Regions from separate parts of the Mus musculus genome. Here regions 2, 3, 4 and 5 are each linked to region 1. A link is a loop called in an ENCODE intact Hi-C map of the cell type or tissue named here. Cell type or tissue: heart. All regions are shown on one strand.

Region 1 (5,000 bases):
TAAAAATGGAACTAATGATTTATTATAGGTGCTAGGACAGAAGATAAAATATTGACTGGGTTTATCTATATAAAACTTCAACACGAATAACTTAGTTATGGTTTTAAACCTTCAGAGAACCTATAGAGCTGAGACAGGTGATAGATATTTAGCCAGATAATTACTCCTAATGGATATGCATGTAAACATTCTCTGCTGTAAACTTCTATTTCAACTTATGATTTGATTTTTTTGTGTGAACTTGTGATGATCTTTGTAACATGTGATCATGTATTCTGGAAGATGTATAAGTGCTGAGGACAGGAGAGAGAGGAGAATATGTTGCCTTTCCCCACTTAGAGTAGAAGTTTTCCTTTTCCTCTTCCGGAAAACTCTTTTCCCTTACTAGAATTTTTGCCCCCTTAGAGAACTTTTCCCCTTCCCCGTTTAGGATCTTTCTGCCTTTCCCCTTAGTTAGCTTTCATAGAAAACTTTTTACAACTTAGTGATAAATGCTATAATCATTTTTCTAAGTGTCCCCTTTTCTTCCTGTGACTTCCAACTAGCAGGCTGAAAGTCAGAGCCAAGTAGCTCCTGATGAGATAGTACAAACTTAATCCTTGCTGTGTGAAGAAGATGTGCTAAGTGCCAGAGACTGCAGTTCTGGCTTCAGAAGATCATAGAAGGCAGGTCAGCTACAGTAGCATAGTAACTTAGATAAGTAAACTTTTTATTATTAGTAATATATATCTAAATATCTAGTAAGACTAAGTCTTACCCCTGAATCATAACACAAAGTCTTACCCTTCAGCCACGCTCTTTCTCCTCCGCTGCCTCAGCCTGTAAGCCCAGCTCCAAAGGACTCAGTGCTTATTCTTAGCCCTCAAGTACTAGACATGCATGTGGGGACATAGATGTAGATGCACACAAAACACTCATACACATGAAATAACATAATTAATAAATCTAAGACAACTGAAAATAAACCAAATTGTTTTATGCTTTAAGAGCAGAGAAAAATTGACAGAAAATTATGCTTAGATTTCGAGATCTTTTTCTAGTCATTTCTTTTTTTTTTAATTATTTTCTTTCCTATATTCATATGTAAAGTTATAACAATGGGGTTTAGCTCGAAAGTGACCTTGGTTCTTCGAACAAAACTAAAACTATATAAACGAAATTACCGAACAGGGAGCTGGAGTAATTTCAGACAGACTGCATACTGACTGGGTCAGGACACAGTGAGAGCTATCCTGTGTGCCCTCATCATGTGCGCTGGCATCCTGGTGAACCTCAGGCATGCGCGCGCACAGAGAGAGAGAGAGAGAGAGAGAGAGAGAGAGAGAGAGAGAGAGAGAGAGAGAGAGAGAGAGAGAGAGAGGAGAGAGGAGAGAGAGAAGAGGGAGGAGAGAGAAGAGAAGAGAGAGAGAGAGAGAGAGAGAAGAGAAGAGAAGAGAGAGGGGGAGAGAGAGGAGAGAGAAGAGAAGAGAGAGAGAGGAGAGAGAGAGAAGAGAGAGAGAGAGGACAGAGGAGAGAGGGGAGAGAGAGAGAGAGAGAGAGAGAGAGAGAGAGAGAGAGAGAGAGAGAGAACGAACCACACGGGGAAGCTAAGAGGTGTCCGCCTGGATCCATGGGGTGCTGACAAAGAAAGGGGGTGGGGGGCTCAGATATATCCACAAACACTTCCTGTGCTGCCCGCAGAAATACTGACTTGTAAAGCAGGAAGCACACAAGAACCCAGGGTGAGCTTTGTTTACACAGCTTAAATAAAGGCAGGCTGGGCCTTCTCACTCACTCAGAGTTATATAACTCAAACCGATTCTTCCCCTGGATGCTCTCCTCAGGGAGCACCCAGGGGAAGTCAGAGCAACCAGTAGGCATAGATAGCAAACACTCAAGAATCCTTTCACATTCTCAGGTAAAGATGGAGACCTCAAGCGCTCCAACTTCCCAGACACTGACACTGGCGCCCTCGTGTGGTACGAGGTGGGATACTCCTGGGCGCGCACACAAACTGCTGCAGACTTTATTTGCTTCATTCGATTCCTCAACTAACCAGTGTGGCAGATGATACTCGCAACGTTTAAACTAAATTATCCCTCGGAGTTAAAAGTTTTTCTACAGAAAACTGTTGACAGAAAACACAAGCAATTAAGCCCACGAGTGCAATGGCATTGTCTAGTCATTTCTTAATCGTGATTTTGTTAGTATGCCAGTCACTGACCTTGCCTATGTGTAACTGACGTGTTCAAGATTAACTTGCTTGCTCTCTAGAAGATGTTTTTATTCTTGCCATTTTACCAGAAAGAAACTGAGGAACAAAGATCTTTTATTTCAAATGGAGATGAGGGAGAGTTAGCAGCAGTATTTGGATACTGGTATTTGCCTAACTCCTTGCAAAAGCATAGCTTTTATGGTATGTTTTAATAAGTTAACAGTGTATATAGAATGATGATGCATTTTGATATTTGAAGAATAGATTTGTGGTTATTTGCTAGTGACATTGCTTCTTTATGTTTCCTTCTGCTTCTTACAAAATAGACCATCAGTTTTTTTAACTTTCAAATTTATTTTTCTATTTTACTAGGAACAAACACATTTTTATTCAACATTTTATTCCTTTTACCTACTGGAAGGAAACATATAATCATTGCACTTTCCATTTTTCCTTGCTTACAGAGACAAAATAATTAGAAAAAAATGTATTTCCTGGAAATATGAATTTTCCTCTATAAATCCAAGGAAATGTAAGAAGAGCTAAAACTGTCCCTGTGGGAGTAAGAAAATATATTTTTTCTCATGGATCCTGGCAGGGATGATGTCTTTAAACATGGACACAGTTTAAGTAATTTTTAAACATTAATCTGTTAGGTCCAGAAATAGCTGTGTTTGTAGTCGGTGAATATTTTATAGAATTAATTACAGCAGTTAAAATCTACACACAACGCTTATATTTAAAGTGCAAGGAAAGTAAAAAGAAACCTCATAGACATTACCTATTTCTATCCATATATATTCCATTATTAATACTTATTATGTTGTATATATTATACTTATTGGAGATAGCTTTTTAAACTAATTTTAATAATAATAATATAATTTTTAAATGGAAGACTAATTTCATTAGTGTAAAAACAATTCAGGGTTCCATGTGAAGTGACAATGGGAAGCACTCAGACACGAATGAGGAAGGCTCAGAGGGAGCAAGGATGGTGCCTACAAAGAGAACACAGATGCAAACGACAGTGGTACAGGCTTTCTCTCTGGGTATCGGGAGTGTAGCTCCAGCAATGTTAATTCAATATTTAGGGAAATGCTGATCAAATCAGAGAGAAACTTTGAGAATTCACAGATGGCTGTTGTAGTCTTCATGGTCATCAGTCCTTTAAACGTCCTTCTTTCAGGTTGGAGTAAGGTCCAAGAGACTACATGACTTCCCATCATGATGGCTTGCACATCGCCACAGTTAACAGGAGGCTGGGTATCGTTCCGTGGGTAGCCTAGACTGGGCTGGATGTGTGTAGAAAGGGGTATGAGAAATGTTTAGAGTAACTCTGAACTCTAAGGACATGGGTGATGTGCACGTGTGAGACAGTGAGAGACTGAGCAGTCTAGGGACACAACAGTGTGAGTGAGCCAAAGTGAATTGTGCACCTCAGATTTTTAAATAAATGTATTATTAATTGTATATAGAAGTAAGTGGATGACAAGAGCAAAATTGACTTTTAATTCACACATTCAAAATGTACACATTGCATTCAGAAAAGCAAATTTATGAGCCACAAGATGATAGTTTCATAGATTTACTACCTATTAATTATAACATAATTAATGAATTATTCTAAGCAGATATTTATTATCATGAACATTGGTGCCAGCATTACAAAGGTTGGTAACTGCAGGCAATCTGTTTGGAACTGAAGTCAGAAAGCCAATGAGACGCTACTTCCTCCTTAAGAGAACATACAGTCATAACTCCCGGTCAGTGTGCTTCAGTGTGTTTCTCCTTTTGTATCTGGAGCTGTAGTAGTTCAACCTCCAGAGTCAGCTTGTAGATCTCCAGAGCCATTTTCACATCGTGTGAATTTGGCACATACTGCATGGTCTTGTTGCCTGTAAGCGCAGGCTTAAGGTCTTCAGAGGCCTCCTGAAAGAGATGCAGGTTTGAGGCAGCAGAGAGTGGCTTCACTTGGTTATCAAGAAATAGGACAACAGTATATTAGGTGGTCTAGAAAAATAGGATGCAGTATTCCTAGGTTTATGGGAGATCACTTTTTAACGGGATTCAGTATTTTCACACACTCAAATGAAAATAGAAAAATGTTCTATGCCAACTCCCCAAATGACATGAGAAAAAAAAAAGCAGGTTCTCTGAATGACTTAGAAATGATCCACAGGAGCCAGGGGTCAGCACTATTGGCTGGGAAAAGCATTTTAGTGTTTGATGGCACAGAAGTTCTTAATCTGTGTTACTTACCTGCTCACATCTGGGCACCTCTGGATACCAGGTTCCACTCTCTGAACAACTGATGCTTTGGGAACCCAGCATGGCAAAGCCAGAGTCACATTGGATGGTGACATTTTCAGACTCAACATACTGATCTTTCTCATCAGACAGCGTTCCATTTCCTACCTCTGGTTTCTGACATAGAGCTACAGTGAAAACAAGTTTTAGATAATTGCGATCTGAGGGAAAAGACATAGTAATAGTCTACAGTACAAAGAATGAACTGAACTTGAAGTAGCTTATTCTGTTTTCCATTCATTTATTAGCAAAATGTTGAACATTTGTGACAGTGTATGCATATAATATGATTTTGACTTAAGTCTCAAGATACTCCTGCTAAGTGAGTATATTACCTTTCTGTTTTATCAAAAAGAAGATTCAAATACAGAAAAGGTAAGAAATTTGTCCATAAGTGTAATATGTTTAGACAATAACATGACAGGATATTTTAAAACTGTATATGACCCCAGACTCTCACGTGATATATTAACTCTTACTACAAACGGTACTGCAA
Region 2 (5,000 bases), 87 kb before region 1:
TATTCTGAAGGAGGTGACTGGGCCCAGCTAGACAAATGTCACACATCCCCTCCAACTATGCCAATCCTAGATGGGACTCCTAAGGCTAGTTTTTCTGGTTTTTGTTTGCTTGTTTGTTTTTGGTTTTTTTGTTTTGTTTTGTTTTGTTTGAACCAGAGACTCCAATCAAGTGGAGGAAGATAGAAAGGAGCCATTAGATGAGGTGGGGAAATTCCCTTAAAGGAGGGGTGACTAAGAGAGTTCAAGATCCTTGAGCACACAGATAAGCACTGGGGAAAACAGGCAGGTTAACATGCAGGCTTCAAAGGAAGGAGATGTTTACCTATTTTCCACCTGGAAAGCTGGGAATGAATGTAGTTAGTTATCTGTAGAATCTTTTGTTATCTGTAGGGCCAGGCTTCTCCTGAATCCTCCAGACTATGTTTATCCCAGACTCTCTCTACCTATGTCTTGAGCATTGTCTCTCAGTCAATAGGTTCTATTCACCCTTCTGAGAGATGGCTACAGAGTTATCTTAGGCCAGGTCAATCCTGACTCCCAGGGGCGTTAAGTTTATCCAAGTCATCTTCCTTAGAGTCTTATCTTGAGCCTTGTTTCTGAGTCAACAGAAGCCATCTTTATGGAAGAAGTCATACGTATTTTGTAAAGAATTTCAATGTAAACATGTCTGAAGCTTTGCTGTACAGAAGGGATTGAGTTAATTATCATCAGGAAACTTCCCCTGCCTCTGAAGTTGTTCTGTGCTTAAAACATGGCTAAAATAAACTGCCTGGTGTCAGACTCTAGAAGTGTGAACCAGCACTGCCTAACTAAGTCGTGTTCAGCCAGATTCCCTTCTTGCTCGTGCAGACCACTTCCTTGCCTCTTCTGGTGTTTGTAAAGATCCCCCAGAGAGAGAGATAGCAAAAGGTAAATAGGGAGGAACTTTGTGTTGTGATAGGTAGATGGGCAAAAGAAGACAGCAGTGTGTGTGTGTGAGTGTGTGTGTGTGTGTGTGTGTGTATTAACCAATACTAAGAATGTATGCCAAGTCTCTACTATTTTGAAAGTCTTACTTAAATTGTAATTTTTAAAAAGTTAAGTGGAAATACCACATAGGTGGACTTTACTCTTCCCAGAAGCCAAGGATTACTACCAAGTGTAAGATACCTTCTTATAAATTGTTGGCCACTGAAACCCCAAGGACCCCAAAACATTACAAGCTACTGCCAGTAGCCTTGGTTGCTCATCAGAGCTCAAGAAGACCTTACTGCCCCAGACACTCAAGTGTGAGTTGTGGGAGGTAGAGAAGGCAGGCTGAATGGGAGCTAGAAGCTTCCTCCGTGTTGGCTCGCTTTCATGGTGTTAGAAGGGGCCTTAGAAGCTGCTGGTGGAGAAAAACCAGCAACAATCCTACCCAGCTTCTGATATGCCCACCACTCAATATTACAAAACAATTACCTGGGTAACAAAGACTTTTTGGATTTGAAACCTGAGCCCCAGCAGGAAACCCACGCCTGCACAGTGAACTTGGTTGGGCAGAGCCTCCTGCCGTTGTTCCGTTGTTCGGCAGAAGGATTGAGCATCAAGTTGCTTTCTACATACTTCTCAATGAACCACGTGGATTATGGCCGTTCCCAGCATCCATTATGAAAATGTTTCCTGTGGGTGGAGGTTAACACAGAGACCTATTAAGTGAACGGACAACTGGGACATACTCAGCAATAAAAAGGACATCTGTGTCACCACCTCCAAGCCTCAGAGAGCATCGTGGAAGGGGGGCAGCAAGAATGTAACCAGAGGCTGGGAAGGAATGCTTAGCAAGGGAGTCTTCTGATCACACAGCTACGTTCTTACTGGTTCACTGGATTGTGGACACCTGCACAGGACCCACCTAAGAATCTGACTGTCACCATCTCCCCACATGTGGGGCAAGGCTGCTCAGGCTCTATGAACCCTGGGTGACAGCAGGCCGAATCATTGCTCAGGGGAGGAAGTTACTTTCTTTAGTGGTGTGCTAATGGTCAACTCCCCACCTTCCAGTAAACAACCCGCTACTCATGCCAACAAACATAAACTCACATGGTGTTTAAAAAAAGAAAGAAAGAAAGAAAGATATCAAACTAGGAGTGGATTTGCTCCAAAACAGGACTCAGTGGTGGGATAAGAGTGTAATGACGGATTGAAACTGAACGGTTATAGGTACAAAATTGTCAAAAGATAACAGATGAAACAGTGCACTAAAATTGTCTTTATCTTGGTTACCGGGGATTTTTACTTTCCTTCCTTGTTTTGATGCCCACTTCGAATACCTCGCTTGCCTCACCCTTAGCCTGTGGCTCAACATGCAAATCATCAACAACTCAATGGAGCGCGCCAAGCTGTGTGAGTGCAAGGTGGAGGGGTGATTGTCAGTTCTCATCCACCCACTAACTGACCAGGCTTCGTAGTACTCCTTAGCCGAATGGAGAATACTCCGGAAGACTTCTAGAAAGTCCTATCGAATTTTATAGAAAGCTGTGTCTAAGGGCTTGTGTTTACTGTTTTGGTGAAGTGTGCTTTATAGAAAACAAAGGTATGGTAGGAACAAATTGAGCTGCAGTCTGCAAAGCTAAATTGGGCCAGCAGAGTGCGCCAGAACACAAGGAATGGACGCTACTAAAGCGTTGCTTGCCCTCCCTTCCACCCCCGACCCCCACCCGCCTCCCCCAGGTAACACCGAAAAGCCCCATACAACTTCGGCATCCGTGTAAACCGTGGGAAATCCTGAGTTCCTTTACCCCACTCCTCGCGATATAGCACAACAGTAGCCCGGTTTCAAACCCAAAAAGTGCCTCTCTCACACGTCAAGTTTTTCTCTTCCCTTCCCATGTTTCGGCTTTTTAGGTAGTATTTTCATTTTAACGTACTTACAGCCCTTCTGTGCTTTCGTTTTGCTAGGCCACGCATCCATTTAAGTTTGTTTATGTATCTTTTCTCTGCTGGGAAGTCCTTTAGTGCCTGGTTTCCACTTTTAGTCTCTACTATACTTTTGTAACTTTTTGAAGTTACCTTACTGGATTTTCTTTCTTTCTTTCTTTCTTTCTTTCTTTCTTTCTTTCTTTCTTTCTTTCTTTCTTTCTTTCTTTCTTTCTTTCTTCTCTCTCTCTCTCTCTCTCTCTCTCTCTCTCTCTCTCTCTCTCGATTTATATATTTATTATATATAAGTACACTCACTGTAGCTGTCTTCAGACACACCAGAAGAGGTCATCCAATCTCATCACAGATGGTTGTTAGCCACCATGTGGTTGCTGGGAATTGAACTCAGGATCTCTGGAAGAGCAGTCAATGTTCTTAACCGCTGAGCAATCTCTCCAGCCCATCCTTTCTTCCTTCCTTTCTCTTCTTTTCTTTTCTTTTTTCTTTTCTCTCCTTTCTTTCTTTCTTTCTTTCTTTCTTTCTTTCTCTGTCTTGTGTTTTTTTTTAATTGTCTTAATTTTGCACTAAAACAATCTAGTTATTGTTTTTGTCTTTCGTTTTTAAAAATATTTTGAAACTTTCTGCTTTCTCTTTCCAAAACTTTGCTCTCTTCTTTTTTCCTTGTATTTCATCTGTTTTCTTTACTGTTCCCTTTCCTTCTTCCCTCATTTCATTGAATTCCTATTTCAAAATAAGAATTTGGATTTGTTGTCAGTTATTCATATATAGGTGTGGGTAGGTAGGTTGGTGGGCGTGTGTACAGTAAGTGGAGACCAGAGCATCGCATATCCCTGAAGCTGGGGTTACTGGCAGTTAGGAACCACCTGACACCAGGGGCTGGGAAGGGAACCTGGATCGGTTAGGAGATCGGCCATGCACAGCAGGGGGTTCCCCTTTCTCAGGATTAGAAACAAACCACAAACACCTGTGTTTTCACAGAGAAGTCCTTTATTAAGTGTTGGGGGGTGGGGCGCTGGGAGGGTTAAAGTGGCTGCTTTCTGACTCAGGCAGAAAAGCAGCAACAAAAGACCTGCAGGCGTATCCCAGCAATCAGGAGGCAGAGGCAGTCGGATTTCTGAGTTCAAGGCCAGCCTGGTTTACAAAGTGAGTTCCAGGACAGCCAGGGCTATACAGAGAAACCCTGTCTGGAAACAAACAAACAAACAAACAAACAAACCCCAAACAAACAAAAAAAAACAAGCAAGCAAACAAACAAAAAGAAAACAAAAAGGGCAGGGCTGTGTTAGAATGGGCTACTAATGGAGCGGATGTGGTATATTTTATTGGGCACATTAATTAGGAGAGCCAAAGGGGGCTTTTGACTGTGGACTTCAATTCTTTGATAGCTGGACCTCCAGCCTCAGGAGGAGGAAGTGGCCAAATAAGGAAACAGAACTTGGTGGCTATGACTGTAATCTATCCGTTTTTAGCAAGGCAGAGGGAACAGGGGAGAAGGGCAAGGCCTGCCAGAGCCGTGCTGGCCAGGGTCCCTTCAGGGTTCTCTGCAAGATCAGCGCATGCTCTTTACCGCTGAGCCATCTCCAGCCCCCTTTAAACAATTTTTAACTTCATTGTGTTCTGGCACATTAGTTTTGTCACTTTTCGTGGCTATCAGTGAACATCAGTGTCTTTCTCTATGTTGTGTAGCTTGATGTTGGTGCCCTTGAGGTGGCTCACTTTCTTCTTCAAACACAGTTTGGTTGCAGGACAGAGAGAAACAGGTGGGAACAGCCTGGAAAACTCTTTTCTGCCCTTAGCTTTCATCATGCAGGAAGGTGCTATTAGCCCACATAATGAGAAAAGGCCATAGCTTGTGTTTCCCATTGGTGAGCATTGAGTCCTACGACACCAGGCAAGGTGCTCACTGGTTCAGTGAACAGCAATGATACAAGCAAGCCTATGCGCTCACCCGAGGACCTCATAGGAAAGCCAATGGCACAGAGGGGAAGTCCGCAAACTGGAAAAGGAATCAGAACCGGACTTCGAAGGTCAGCAAGGAGGAGCGCTGCAGCAGAAGAAGCTGAGGTTGAAACAAAGCAGGCAGGAAGCTTGGACAATGGAAT
Region 3 (5,000 bases), 58 kb before region 1:
ATTGGTAACCTTGGGGTAAGTGTAGATTTCTCTAACAAGATATAAGGAAATCCTGGCCATAAGGGGGGAAAATGTGAAGTATAGGTTTACTGTGACACTTGTTCAATTCCTTGCAGACAGGCACAAAAATATCAACTCAAATAATTTAGATAATATTACCTAATCACAAAACGTTTGTGTATGTCTGTACACATGCTCTGCCATGGCTTAAGTTTTTCTGAATATCGTGCAATATCTAACACAATGTAAATGTTATATTGAGGCTAGAGAGATAGATGGTTCAATTGTTAAATGCTAGGCAGGCAACCAAAAAATATAAGAATTGTTACATTGTCAAGAAAAGGAAACCTGCACGTGTTCATTACAGATGCAAGATTAGAAGAAATGTTTTTCTTTTTTATTTCTTGTTTAGTTTTGTCCTGGACTCACTTTGTAGACCAGGCTGGCCTTGAACTCAGAGAGATCTGCCTGTCTCTGCCTCCCCAGTGCTGGAATTAAAAGGCGCACACCACCATGCCCAGAGAAAATTAGTTTTCAACTACAGTTGGTTGAGTCCACAGATAAGGAAACTACAGCCATACAGGGTTTGCTGCATCTCATCACACTTTCGTTCTGAATTTACGTTTATAGGGATGAAACTTCAGGAAAGAAAAGACACTTCATAGTGTAGAAACAGGTGCCTTAACACACATCCCAGAACAGACATTTATCCGGAATTCTTAAATATCTGCCCACTAAATTACAAGGAGACACACAAGCCAATAGAAAAATGGATAACACATCCTAATTAGCACTTTATGAGAAAAAACAAGATCTGAAAGTACAATAAACATAAGGTGTTCGAGCTCATTAGTCTTTAGGAAACAACAAATTAAAAACCTTAATATGAGCACACTTCATGGCCAGAAGAATGTCCCAGAAAGCATAAAAGGAGCAAGTGATTCATAGACTGCTTGCTTTCTGCAGGTGCAAACACCCTTCGGAGGATCATTCTAGAAAAATACTGAGAAAATACACACAGCCTCACAGTCAACCAGCAATTTCATCCTTAGACATCTTCATGGAATAAAAATCCATGTACTTAACAGAAGACACATGCAAAAATAGTTTTAGCAGCACGCTCATAATACCCCAAATGGAAAATCATCCAATAATCTGTCTGCCTCAGGCAAGGAAAATGTGGCATAGGCATGGAGTGTGTAAAACTGAAGAAATTGAAAAGAAACGATCCTGGAAGAATGCTGTTTGCTCTTCCAGAGGACCCAGGATCAGTCCCCAGCACCCACACAGCAGTTCACGGCTATTTGTGACTCCAGTTCAAGGGGACCTGGCATGCTCACATAGTCATGCAGGCAAAACACAAATGCACACAAAAATAAATAAATTTTAAAAATGAACATCAATAAAATTCAAAATACATGTATACAATGAGTACAAAAATATGAGATTGAAATAATTTATTGCATCTGTCTTAGTTAGGGTTTCTATCACTGTGATTAAACAAACAAACAAACAAACAAACAAACAAACAAACCATGACCAAATGCAGCTTGGGAAGAGCAAGGCTATCATACAGCTTAAAGTCCATTATCCAGGGAACTCGGCAGGAGCTCAAGTAGGAACATGGAGACAGGGATTGATACAGAGAAGGAATATTGCCAATTTGCTTGCTCTCCTGGCTTTCTCGGTTTTCTATTTATATACTCCCAAACCACTGGTCCAGAAATGACACTACTCACAATGAGTTGATCCTTCCCATCTCCATCATTAATCAAGAAAATGACCACAGGCTTACCTACAGGTGGCAGTTGTGGTTCCCTCTTCCCATATAACTCTAGCTTGACAAAGACAAACAGGGCATATATGTGATTTAATTTTTATAACTCAGAGGGACCCACAAAACTAATTTGCTTTAAAGGGAGACAAGAAATCTTTGTAGTGTGGATTGTGACCAGCAGGGGTCACCAAAGAATCTCTGCAGTCTAGTAAGTTTCTATCCTCTCTCTCTCTCTCTCTCTCTCTCTCTCTCTCTCTCTCTCTCTCTCTCTCTCTCTCTCTCTCTCTCTCTTCTTCTCTCTCTCCTCTCTCTCTCTTCTTCTCTCTCTCCCTCTCTCTCTTCCTCTCTCTCTCCTCTCTCTCTCTCTTCCTCTCTCTCTCTCTTCCTTTCTCTCTCCTCTCCTCTCTCTTCCTCTCTCTCTCTCCCTCTCTCTCTTCCTCTCTCTCTTCCTCTCTCTCTCTCTCTCTCTCTCTCTCTCTCTCTCTCTCTCTCTCTCACACACACACACACACACACGTTCCTTAAATTAGCATTCTGTTCGGCAGACGCTAGGCTCATGAGACACTGTATAATGGCATTCAGTGACAATTCAGCGGAATTGAGATTGGAACAGTGTGAGTCACAGTCTTTGTAAGGTAGAGAATAAAGAAGAAATAAAACCACCTACAGACATATTAGACAGAGACTTTGTGTTCTGGGTAAATCATACTCTTGTGACACACTGAACAGAAAGACAGCATAAAAATTGGACATTTGACAGTTTATATTTAACTATTTCAGTGAGTCCAGCCAAGTAGACAAATTGAACCACAATGGCTAGACACTAATGAATGACATAGTTTCAAAAACAAAACAGAAAAAAAAAAAACACAACCTAAGTTCTTCTGGCCCCAAAACCTTTTAACAGGAGTGGTGGTGTGTGTCAGGCCAGCTGCTGCGTGGAGACTCTGTCCACTAATTGCAAAGTCTAAATGACCTATTAATTTTCATAGACTGAGGTTTCCTGTGTAACTGTATCCACTTCTCTTTCTGATGTTCCAATCGTTCGATCTCTAGAAACAGCTTGTACACCTTCAGGGCCCTGTGCACATCTTCTGGGCTTGAGAGGCAATGCAAGAGTTGTGCGCCTCTGCTCACTATTCTGCAGTCTTCTAGGACCTCCTAAAGGTAATTTAAAGAAATAAGTAGGGAAGGACACAATCTGAGAGGGATTCTTGGCAAAGTGAGGTTGAAATCATTGATGGATAGAGAGAGAATCAGGAGAGACTTTGCATCCTAACAGGTTTTCATATGCAGGCCGAATCACCAGGAAGAGAGGTGTGTGTGTGTGTGTGTGTGTGTTTGTGTGTGTGTGTGTGTGTGTGTGTGTGTATGTGTGTGTGTGTGTGTGTGTGTGTGTGTGTGTGTGTGTGTGTGTGTGTGTGTGTGCATGTGTGCGTGTGTATGTATTTTCAGATAGGGCTCAGAACCCAGGCCAGACATGAACCCTGGACCCTTCTGTGCCCTCCTCCTTGTTGCTAGGATTATAGGTATCTGACACTACAGCTGGCTCTTGAAGAGCAGGAAAGTATAGCTGAAGAAAAGATACAGAGCTGCAAGGGGATTCAGAGCACCCCACAAGAGTAGGTGAGGGGGAGTCCTGTGCATGATCCAGAAGCTGAGCAGAAGTATACAGAGCATAAACCCGTAAAGCTATGGTCAGGGCACTGGGTCTAAGAAACCCTCAACTCTCACGTTCTGGATCCAGCCACAGAGCAGAAAAATCTACTCCTTCCAACTCACCATGATGCTTCATGGTTATAAGTGTGAATCTGGCCAACTGGGCACCCTTGCAGGAGTCAGGTGACAACATCATAGATTGGGGAAAGGCCACTGTAACGAAGGGTGAAATCACAGAGGTTTCCTGAGTTGTTCCACTCACCATCTGACAGCTGGGTACCTCAGGGTACCACGTTCTGTTTGAACAAATGATGTTTGGTGAACCAACTATGGTATATCCAGGATCACATTGAATGGTGATATTTTCCAGTTCAGCATAGATAACTCTCTCCACAGACAGGTTTCCATTTATGACCATTGGTTTGAGACACACACCTTTCATGGCATGCTCGGTTGAGTTTTCTTCTTCAAAGGGGCATCAAATTGAATTAGACAATGAAAATCATGAGAAACGTTGTACATACTTGCAGTCAGGTTCTGCAAAACTTATTAATTTCAATGATAATTATAATAGTCCTGATATCTATTGAGAAAGACTATATGTATCTATCTGTCAATTTTTTCTTACCTTGTAAATTTTATTATTATGCCTCTATGAATTGGTTTCAGTTGTTATTAACATTTTGCCAACAAGGAAACTGAGAACGTTAATAAATTCCTAAATCTCCCTGTAGCTTGCCTTGCATTTCTTTCCACAGCCTTGATCTCATGCATGATGCTAGGGATGCCCCTTTCATTGTCCTCCCCTCTTAATGGTCCAGAGGTCAGAAGAAACAGTGGCCGGTTGCTAGCACAATGGTGAAGGAACCAAGGACAGTGAGAGGCAGTCACATCTCACTCCTCATCTTCGTTCTCTATTAGCTTAGCAACCAGGGGCATCATCAGCTCAGGAAACGAACACGCATGGAAACATGGCGGTCATCATAGAAATTCAGTGCAAGTTTGCAACACTTCATGAGCTATGAACCCTTGAGATTCCTTGGAACCTTGGAAGGAAATAAAGGTTGATGTGGAAAGCTTACCAAGGGCACAAGGAGATTCTCGAATCTAAGTTATCAAGTCTAGTTTCTAAGTACTCTAAAAAGATATCCGATAACTGAGTCACAGTGGCTGCTTCTGGTAATGTGCTACCTATTCTTTTAGGGCTCAGGAGGGGAACCAAAGTTCATTTTTAATGAGTTTTCTTTTGGTCAATTTTTTTAAAGTTTACCATTCCTATTTTAAATATTACCAGATAGATAGATAGATAGATAGATAGATAGATAGATAGATAGATAGATAGGAGATAGATAGGAGATAGGTAATATAGAGAGATAGATATTATATAGATAGATAATAGATTACATAAATAGATAATAGATTACATAGATAATAGATTGCATAGATAGATAATAGATTACATAGGTAGATAATAGATTAGATAGTTAGATACTAGATAGATAGATAGATAGATAGATAGATAGATAGATAGATAGATTGATAGATAGTACAATTTAGGTAGGCT
Region 4 (5,000 bases), 67 kb before region 1:
ATTTCCTGAATTCAAGTGTTGTAGTAACTCAATAAAGAAATTGTGGTATTTTAGATAAATGATCCCAGAATACATTCTTTGGTCGGTGGGATCCGTATACAAAGGTAAAAGGTAAAACTAGTTTGGACAACAGTGGCTTGAAAGACTGTGCACAACATTTGGCAAAAGTATCAGTGCTAGGTGATGAGAGCTTTGATTTTCTGAGGAATTCATCAACTAAGGATATAGGCATTACTCACAATGTGATTCAGTGTAGCTTGTAAAACAATCCATGCAACAAATTTTTATTTTCACAAAAGAAATAGATTCTACTGTAGAACTGGCTTAACCAGTATCTCATCTATCTATCTATCTATCTATCTATCTATCTATCTATCTGTCTGTCTGTCATCTGTCTGTCTATCTATCCATCCATCCATCTATATATTTACTTAATTTTTACCAAACTGGAAATATTTAGCCCATTATATTTCTTATTTTAAGTTGACTAAAACTAAGTTCAATCCTATCACTATTTAAATTTTAATTTGGGAAATTTTTACGTGTTTCTTTAAAAACGTTTATATTTTTATTTTATGTGTGAGTGCTTGTCTACATGCATGTATGTGCACCACATTCATGCCTAGAGTCCTTGGAGGCCATTAAAGTGTGTTGGATACTCTGGAATTATAGTTCTAGTTGTGAGCCACCATGTGGGAGCTGAGAACTAAATCCTGGTCCTCTGCAATAGAGCAACTGGTGTTCTTAACCCCTGAACTATCATCTCCTCAGCCTCTTGTATATGTTTCTGAGACAAATTTTTCTTGTGTACTGCAAGCTGTTTTCAAATATACCATGTAGCACTGACAAGCTTCAAACTGGCAGTCTGCTTGCACTGGAGTCATGGGTGGAAACTCTAGCTAAGGGGAATTTAATCTTACATGATTTTCATTTTTGTTTTAGCAAGTTTAGTTATGAATATTGTTATGTGAAATGTTTACACTTCTATTTGGTATTAAGGTAGATATGAAATACAACACAAAAAAGAAAAATGTGACAACATTCAGGTATCTAAATCTGTATCATTTATGTATTAGTATTGACAAGCAGTGATGGCATTGTTGGACTTAAAAGTATCTGAATCAGAAAGCTGATGATTTGCTCAATGATGGCAACATAAGACTCATAGTCAGTGTAGATAAAAAGCACAGCTCTCAACTCATCCCTTCTTACAAACCACAATCAATCCATAGCCTTTTTCATAGGTAACTTTTTATCTCATAGTCTTTTGTGCTCTCTCATTAAACCCGAAGTCACTGCTGACCACAGAATTATTTCTCTGTAGTTGTAGAAAAATATTTTTGTAATAAAAATTTGTAACTGGTGTTTAAGTACCAAGTTTGCGTCTCACATAACTTCATAATCTCTGGGGAAACACAATGATGAAGTAGGCTTAGTGAAAGTAAAACTATTTCCTGAAAACAATGTGACGAGTAAGTACAACTGGTCTACCATCCGCTGTGGCAGCACTCCCATCAGGAAAGAACACAAATGATCTTGACAGTGCAAGACAAACACAATGGGGTAGAATGGGGCTGGATGAGGAAGTGTGTGGCAAAGTTCAAGGACAACAAACACATTTCCCTTTTCTCCTTTATTTGCAGTAGGATCTTGCTCTGTGGCCTAGGCTGGCCTATTGCCTGTAGAACTGATATGTTGTTTTTACAATTAAAGTAAACATTTAATCTACTACCTTCTCCATTTTGAGTTAAAAATAAACTATCTAATTACCATGTTAATTAAATAAATGTTTAGCAAATTTTGTTTCTTTCTGTTTTGTGAGATAATGTCACTTAATATATATCTCGGCTGCTCTGCAGCCTCAAATTCATGACCTTCCAACCTCATACTCCTAAATCCAGGAATTACACACATATGCCACCATATTTCATTTAAATAAGAATATAGATTAGGGATGGAGAGATGGCTCAGAACTTATGAGCACTTGCTGATCTTTCAGAAACCCTGGGTTCAATTCCCAGAACCCACAAGGCTGCTCACAACCATCTGTAACTTCAGTTCCAGGGCATCTGATGCCCCTTATTGTGTCAGAGGATATGAGGCACACACATAGTGTACAGACATACATTGAGATAACACACCCTTACACATTAAATAATATCTGATTAAAACTTTAAAAGGATACAGAAATAGAATTTCATACCACAATGCAGAAATTTAAATAAATAAATAAATAAATAAGCATAATGAATACTGGATAACCTTCTGAAGAAACTAGGCAGCAAAGAACTACTGATAAAAACTGATACTTTGTATACATTTAGGGTGTATCGTAAACTGCTATAATGAATACCATTACCACACCCCTCCACAAACACTAAACACAATGTCTGACTAGGATGACATTAATCTTTTTCACACAATACAGAGATAGATGCTAGTCTGTGACTCAGAATATAAAGTCAACCAAGGCCTATATCCCTTCCCGTCCGACACTCCAACATTCCCTAGGGCATTGTCTTCATCAGCAATGTGGAAGCTTAGTTCACCAGCATCATCAGCATTTTATAGCCCTTGGTAGTGGAAAAAGGAAGTAGGTAGTGGGAAAAGGTAGTAGTTAGTCAAATGACAATTTGAAGGAATAGATTCTCTCCTTTCACCATATGGGTCCAGGTATCAAACTAAGAATCTCAGACTTGGTAGCACGTTCCTTTATCCACTGAGCCACGCCACTGGTCCTCTATTGTACTTTCTATGATAACTTATATAGTTAAATTGTATTTGATCATTCCTTTTACTAGAAATCTGAAATATTAATATGCCACTATTATAGCAGTGAGGTTTTCTGAGAATGATTATAAGTTTACCACTGGTAGTGTTCTGTCGGAATCCACTTTCTCCCAGCCTGGGTTTCTCTTGAGCCGTTCGCTGGTAGCAACGTGGGAGTCCATAGATAACTCCTCTCTTGTTTCTTCCATTAGGAATTTTCTCTGTCTTTCATTGACAGCTTTTATTTTTTAAAAAATGATTTATTTGTTTTATGTAAGTACACTATTGCTGTCTTCATACAGACCAGAGGAGAGCATTGGATCCAATTACAGACGGTTGCTTTGGCTCCTGTGGGTCGTTACGCGCTGCACCTGCCCAATATGCCAGCTAATTTTGATATGCCTTGACTAGCTCGCTGGGTGGGCACTTCTAAACCTCCCTGTAGCTAGTATATATTCCTCTCCAGTATTCCTGACTTAACATCTAAATCTACATTTTATCTTTGGTTCCCTGTTATCTTCTGGGGAGTACCCCCATAGGGCCTCATTCCCTTTCCATCTACATGGCTGGATGGTTTCTCTCCTGCAGCTCTTTAATCCCTCTGACTTTGAGTCATGGCGATTCTCCTCTCTCCTCTCTCTCCTCTCTCTCCTCTCTCTCTTCTCTCTCCTCTCTCTCCTCTCTCTCCCCTCTCTCCTCTCTCCCTCTGTCCCTTGCTCATGCAATCTAAAAGTCCCGCCTCCATCTCCCTGCCCAGCCATTGGCTGTACAGCAATTCTTTATTTCCAATTGAAGCCAGCTGGGAGCAGGGACCCTCAGGTCTGGAAGTGCGGTTTGGGGAGCCGAATTAAGACAAAACATTAGAACCAATTCCCAACGTACTATCTCACTCATTATCCTAAAAACAGTATGGAACACAGTTTAGGACAACCAACTACGGAAGTCTGAATACAAAATATGCTTAAGATACTAATTATCCATTTGCTCAGCCTCGTTAAATTCATGAGTAATCTTACATGCAAAAATAAAATACGAATATGTTAGAAACTGGGTTTCCATTCTGTTCTTTAAAATATATTCTAATATAAATGAGTAATAAAATAGCTTCATAAAGATATAAAGGTAAAGACTAAAACAATATTTCCTATAAATTACCATTTAATGTTTAGAGGCTTACCAGAGTGAGATGTAGTAGAAAATAGAGAGAGGAAGGCTCTGGTCATCCTTGATGCTGGGCAATGGTGAGCCAATGTCAGGTCCTCTGTGAGGATCTTAAGTGACCACAGGGAATCCCTTTCGTATATGAATATTTATTATCATGAATACTGTGGCAAGGATACAGTCAGATTGTTAGGCCATAGATATCTGTATTGAACAGAGGACAGCAAGCCAGGAACATCTCTTTTCCTCTCTTGGGAAAATTATGATAATAGCAAAGACAGGTCATCTTGCCTTCTTTCTCCATAGAGCTATAGTTAAGTCTCCAGGGAATGATTGTATACCTTCATAGCCATTTGTACCCAACAAATATTTATATAGCTCTATGCCATAAAGCTATTTGGGAATGATAAACAACATTTTGAAGTATCATCCCACTTATAAATTAAAGCAATAACTCACGTCTGCATTTTTCACTACCTCTATCCTAGTGGGATAAACTACGGTAAACTAAAATTGGTTGCCATAAGCTATTATTGCTGTTTTAAGGACATAAGACAATTATTCTACAGATTATAAAGCAATACATTATGTAATATCTTCTGTTTATGCAGTAATTTATACTTTTACTCATAAAATAAAGTGAAGCTTTATCATGTTAATATAAAAGTGTTCTACTAGATGACCACTACACTAGAGAAAGATAAGCCCAGAGGAATTAACTTTTAATAATTTGAATATTCACCTAAATATCATACCTTAATATAAAATTGTTTCAGCTAGATAAGTACCTTATGATTATATTTAGCTTCCCAATGATTCTATAATTATATAATTAAATCTATTCCTTTAACATGTAATTCATTGTAGTCAACATGGAGCTGAATTATAGCTGCTGGCTAACTTCTTTAGAATTCTTCTAAATTCCCTAATTAATTTACTATTTCTCATAATTCCATATTTAATCATAAAGGATAGGAGAACACCAGAATAGAGGCAGGGCTCTGAGAACCTGTGGTGCTGAGAATATTCCCTGTAACTTACAAGGCATGCTGCCAAGTCTCAGAGCTGAA
Region 5 (5,000 bases), 52 kb before region 1:
TCTTCATGGCCAAATAGACTTTTTTTTTTTTTTTGCTTATATGCAAGCATCTTTTCACTCTGTTTGTCTGCTGGTTGTCATCTCTGCTGATTCTGTTGCTCTCTGAATCAACAAATGTGGGCATGCAAGTATCTCCTTTGAATATATGCCTGGAAGTGATATGGCTCGGTCATATATTAGGGTTTTTTTTAATGTTTTAAGAATCTCTACTAGTTTATGCTCACATTGGTAGTGAGCAAGCTTCCTCTTTCTCTGCAGCCTCACAAGCATCTGTTTTCATGTTTTCCTGATGACAACCATTCTGATGGGCAAGACGAAATCTCAATTTTCATTTGTATTTCCCTGATGCTGAACAGTTTTTAAAATATACATTGTCCATCCGTGTTTCTTTTAGAGCAATCTTTTCTGCTGCATCCCCAAAGTTTGCAGGATGAGGTCGGTTGCACGAGGATGACCCATCATCTTCTGAGTGTGCTGCACTAGAACCGGTTCCCTGCTCTGTTGGGACCAGAATGATGACGAGCACTGCAGACTTCTCAGTCCAAAGCCGTGCCTACAGGTTTCTGTGGCACTGTTCTCTGTTTGGTGGATTCAGACAGGCTGTGTTTAGCCTTTCAAGCCCCCCTCCACCATTTCTATGGTCCTACAGTCCAAATTACCTCTTCCATTAAAAATGGGGAAGGGGGATTTGTACCCTGGCAATCTCCCAGATCTCTGGGATCCTCCTACACTCTTTACAGTGTTTGTCTGCCATCTCCTGGGGCTGTGACATTTCTCATCTGGCTTGGCTTTACTATAGCACAGACTGTCTGCAGCTTTACAGCTCTCCTTGTAGCAGATCTGTTGTATCTTTCAAGACACTTCCTTGGTGGAACTCTTCTCCACAGAAACCATTTAGCATGGCATGTGCTAGCTAGCTTCTCTGCGAAAAGCCCAATGTAGGCTTTATTCCTGTTTTCTCTTGTTTCTATATTGGTGGTTTCTTCTCTTGACTTTCTTTTACTTAATCGTGTGTGTGTGTGTGTGTGTGTGAGAGAGAGGGGGGGGAGAGAAATAGAAAGGGAGTCATGAGAGGGAAGGAATAGTTCTTAAGATAGGAGTAAAGAGAAAATAATGTATTTGTGACATGGAAGCAGAGCACAGTGGGAACACTTTCAGCGGAATGAATAAAAACGTAGGTAGCAGGGAGAGAAGGGTAGTAGGGGACAGGAATAAATTAGAACAAAGAATATGGTACAAATGTATTAAAGTGCCATAATGAAACTCATTGGTTTGCATGTTATCCTTAACAATTAATGAAAACAGGAAAATCCAGATACATACATATATACATACAACACACACACACACACACACACACACACACACACACACACACACACACCAGAATAGAGATGCTACCTCCCAGGATGCTGGTCAGTATCTCTGTGTAGCTATGAGATTAATAAGGACAACACATGGGGCCAGTATGGTTAAGCTATTCAGAATTAATCCCACCAAACCATTTGCATAGTATTTGTATAATGTACTTTTTTGTGTGTATCTTTAGATTAGTGGACTAGGTGTCCTGCAAGGCCAGAGGCAAACAATCCAATCAGTAGACACTAAAGCCAGGCACTGATCTTAGACACCAAAGCCAGGCATGATCTTTAAGCTATTGCTTTCGTCATGTTTTTCTCTGGGCTTCTTCAAGTTCTGGGGAAGCTTGGATGAGGGGAAATGCTACCATATTGTGTGACAATAAGCTGTGGTCATGATGAAGAGCCAAAATGTCTGGTACATAATGGCCAGGAAATAGGATATCTGGAGCCCAAGATAATCACTGGAGTATCTCATGAGTTCTACTCAGGGGGATTATACCGAGTAGGCAATTGTGAGACATGAAGATATTCTCATCATGAAATATCACATCTGTCAAAAAAATCCAAGCTATGCAAGTGCTGACTGAAGGAACTATAGGCTGAGCAGTAGTGAAATAATGTTAATCACATAAATTACAACCCTCAGAGCAGAGATAAGTAACTTCTTTAACTTTCCTTTACAGAGATCTTTAAGACTATGGATGGCTACTATTTTTTTCCCACGACTATTTCTCATCTCTCATGACAATCCCAATTAACTACTAGATCCCAAGTTATCTTCTTAAACTTTGCTTTTATATTAACCCCAAATCAACTACTCCATCCCAAGTTACCATCTGTAACTCTGCATTTATATTAACCCAAACTATGGCACACAATAGACTCTGTCATGTTGAAGGAACCATTCATAGTAAGATATTAACATTGCTCTATGATAATATTTTCAGTGTCTTACCATGACCAAATAGATAGGTTTTGTTTGTCACATTGGTTTCTGATATGTTTGGGAAGGTGAAAAGAGCAAGACGGTTTTGCAGGCCTGAGTCTGAAAAAGAAAATGAAAAATCTGATGTCAGCCACTAGGACCCAAGTCTTCCTTCCCATCCAAAACAAAGTCACCCATTGTTTCATTAATTATATAAGCCATTCTTCTTTCCCCCTGGATGGACAAATACAAAGACTTATGGGATAGTCTTTTACTTTACTAATAATTTGATGTATTTAACAGATAATACATGCAGAAACATTAACAAAATGAGATGCGGAAGGATCTTATTCAATGTGTTATGTCCCCTGGCAAAAGCTTTTGTAAGCCCTCCTGTCAGTACACCTTGGTCTCTATCAGTAGCTTTGATGGTGCCAAGGTAACTGTGATCTTCTGTATAGTAACATTGGATGAACAATTCCAAACTCGCTTCTTTTTAAAAAGTTGCTCTTCATAGAACAACATAGAAACCCTTGAGCTATCTGGAAAAGGATGATGTCAAGTTCCCTTAGCATTCTTACCTGCCTGACATGATGGTATTGCGGGGTCCCACTTTCCATCTGCTTGACATGAACTCCTTCCATCCGTAGACATAGGGTAAGAGCCTTCATTACAAATGTAGAAAACATAGTCTCCGTAGGCATAGATGCATGTGCCAGTGAAATCTCTCCTTTCACTCACAATTTTGATTTTCTCCATATCTGGTGTTGGGCAACATATCCCTGTGAGATTAAAAGAGGTGTACATGTTTCAGCCTGTGGGAAAGACACCATTGGCCAAAGTTCGCACTCTACCTATGGAAGACATTAATAGTCAAGCTCGTGGGATTAGGATAGAATGTTACTTTCAGAGAAGAAGAAGACTTATTCAGCAGGCGTAAGGTTTCAGTTAAAAAAATTCTAGAGTATTCATATCCACAATTTATTTATTTTAAATAATAGGAATATAATAAATAATCTTTAATACAAAAAAAATTCTAGAAATGTTCAATGCAAAACAATACAGAAATACAGTTAACAATAATAACGCTACACATCGATTGACAGAGTACATTTAAGTTTTAGTGTTGATAAACACGATTTGGAAGGAAAAAAACAGAAAAAGCTTTATCAAGATGGCATAAATAAGTCTTTATTTGGTCAAACATACTGTTTATTTTTTTCTATTTCTATGATAAGACACCATAGCCAAGTCAACTTATAAAAGAAAGAGTTTAATTGGACTTTTGTTTTTTAGAGGGTTAGAGTCTATGATGGCAGAGTGAAGGCTTGGTAGTTGAAGCAGCAGGTGCAACTCATACTTCAATTTGTAAGCGGGAGGCAGAGAGCACACTGGGAATTGTGTCTTTTGAAGCCCCAAAGCCTTTCCCCAGAGATGCACCTCCTCCAACAAAGCCACAACTCCTAATTGTTCCTAAACAGTTCCACCAACTGGGGTCCAACTGCTCAGACATAAGTGCCCGTGGGCATCATTCTTACTCACACATATATACCTAGAACCACTATCCATGCATAAAAAGTACCTTCCCAAAGGGTAGGAGAGTCTGGTGAGAGGCCTCAATGATTTGTATAAGCCTAGTCAAAAAAAAAAAAAAAAGAGTACCTTGTAGAAGGTAAGAAGGAAAGGGTTGCATGTGACATTGATGTTCACTCCTGCCTCAACCCTGTTCCCAACTCAAAGCACTGCAATAAGGAGAGAAGAAAAGGAAGTAGACATAAGTCTTAGAACCAGTATTGCTTCAGTGGCCACCACTGGACAGAGCTCCAAGACCCTTACTTCTAGGTTAGTGTCTAAGGACATAATCTCCATAGACAAAAGAAAATCTGTGACCCCCGAAGGACAAACATATAGGAATCTTCTTTCTGCTGCCTGTTATGGTGTAGGCCTAAGGACAAATTCTCAAAGGTCTGTTCAGGTGTAAGCTTCCTGTGGGACCTAAATTACTATCAGATTTAGTGACCAAGACATAGATTTGTAATTTTCTCTCTTCAACCTCAAGCAACTTTAACCTTCAGTCAAGAAAGACTCCATCTGCTGAAGTTAGGTTAAGGAAGTAAGCTTGAGACTTTACTTTGCAAGTCCTGCTATGGTAAAACCCAATATAGGGAGAACACAATGCTCCTTGACCAAAGGCTAGTACCCAAGGTTAGACCCACTATTACCAAGATAGCAGGTGGAGACACAAACAAGGCTTGGGCAGGATATTCAATACAGATCATTTCTGGTAGGTTACTGTACTCTCTGGCCAAAAGTGGGCAAGAGCAGGCAGTTACAAAAGATGGGGTCTTGGTCTTGGCCTTGATCCTGTGCTGTGCTGATTATGGCCATCAATAGACTCCAGGACAATCCAGTCACTCCTTGGCCACGTGACCACAAGACTGGTTGCCTCAGACATAATTGGTGGTGCCAAGCTACAAGCCAGTGACTCTACATGGGGATTCTCGGTCTGTTCCAGGCAAAACACAAGTCTTCAGGATCTATTATGAAGGGACTACACTCTTTAGCACCCTCAGCACCTATCCTGAACATCACAGTAACTGCAGATTTGTGACAAGGTTGGGCTTGAAGTACTCCCCTACCCCGTAATTTCTAAAACACTGTTAGACTCAGTTCCTGGCTTATGGCAAAACTTGACTTGGGATGTTAACTAGTGT

Evidence for each region. Hi-C counts contacts between places; a loop is a spot of excess contacts. Peaks named below come from ENCODE experiments on the same cell type or tissue, not always from the same donor. Only the 100,000 strongest peaks of a DNase experiment are listed, where the experiment ranks them.
Region 2: a loop joins it to region 1, with 7 times the contacts of the local background. A loop is called at or near these places in 25 of 42 quality-filtered maps.
Region 3: a loop joins it to region 1, with 7 times the contacts of the local background. A loop is called at or near these places in 19 of 42 quality-filtered maps.
Region 4: a loop joins it to region 1, with 2.5 times the contacts of the local background. A loop is called at or near these places in 21 of 42 quality-filtered maps.
Region 5: a loop joins it to region 1, with 1.9 times the contacts of the local background. A loop is called at or near these places in 18 of 42 quality-filtered maps.

The regions. Positions count from the first base shown.
Region 1 is chr1:130,632,245-130,637,244 of GRCm38, forward strand. It overlaps C4bp (complement component 4 binding protein), which reads right to left. Exons shown (of 10, transcript NM_007576.3): 9 at 4,457-4,632; 10 at 3,677-4,126. The coding sequence ends at 3,962. Among named protein-coding and RNA genes, the nearest start is that of Zp3r, 5.1 kb to the left of the region's middle. In heart, a CTCF peak has its summit at 1,959 (motif pointing left); no DNase peak of the experiment used is centred here; H3K27ac peaks cover 453 bases.
Region 2 is chr1:130,545,549-130,550,548 of GRCm38, forward strand. All of the region lies in intron 2 of Gm16083 (a long non-coding RNA gene), which reads left to right. It also overlaps a transcript of Zp3r not described here. Among named protein-coding and RNA genes, the nearest start is that of Gm16083, 33 kb to the left of the region's middle. In heart, a CTCF peak has its summit at 2,592 (motif pointing right); a DNase peak (open chromatin) is centred at 2,643; H3K4me3 peaks cover 542 bases; H3K27ac peaks cover 1,099 bases.
Region 3 is chr1:130,574,188-130,579,187 of GRCm38, forward strand. Zp3r (zona pellucida 3 receptor) reads right to left here. Exons shown (of 12, transcript NM_009581.2): 11 at 3,699-3,901; 12 at 2,519-2,938. The coding sequence ends at 2,732. Among named protein-coding and RNA genes, the nearest start is that of Gm23623, 19 kb to the right of the region's middle. In heart, a CTCF peak has its summit at 1,938 (motif pointing right); no DNase peak of the experiment used is centred here.
Region 4 is chr1:130,565,446-130,570,445 of GRCm38, forward strand. It overlaps a transcript of Zp3r not described here. Among named protein-coding and RNA genes, the nearest start is that of Gm23623, 28 kb to the right of the region's middle. In heart, no CTCF peak of the experiment used is centred here; no DNase peak of the experiment used is centred here.
Region 5 is chr1:130,580,533-130,585,532 of GRCm38, forward strand. Zp3r (zona pellucida 3 receptor) reads right to left here. Exons shown (of 12, transcript NM_009581.2): 9 at 2,868-3,068; 10 at 2,317-2,406. Among named protein-coding and RNA genes, the nearest start is that of Gm23623, 13 kb to the right of the region's middle. In heart, no CTCF peak of the experiment used is centred here; no DNase peak of the experiment used is centred here.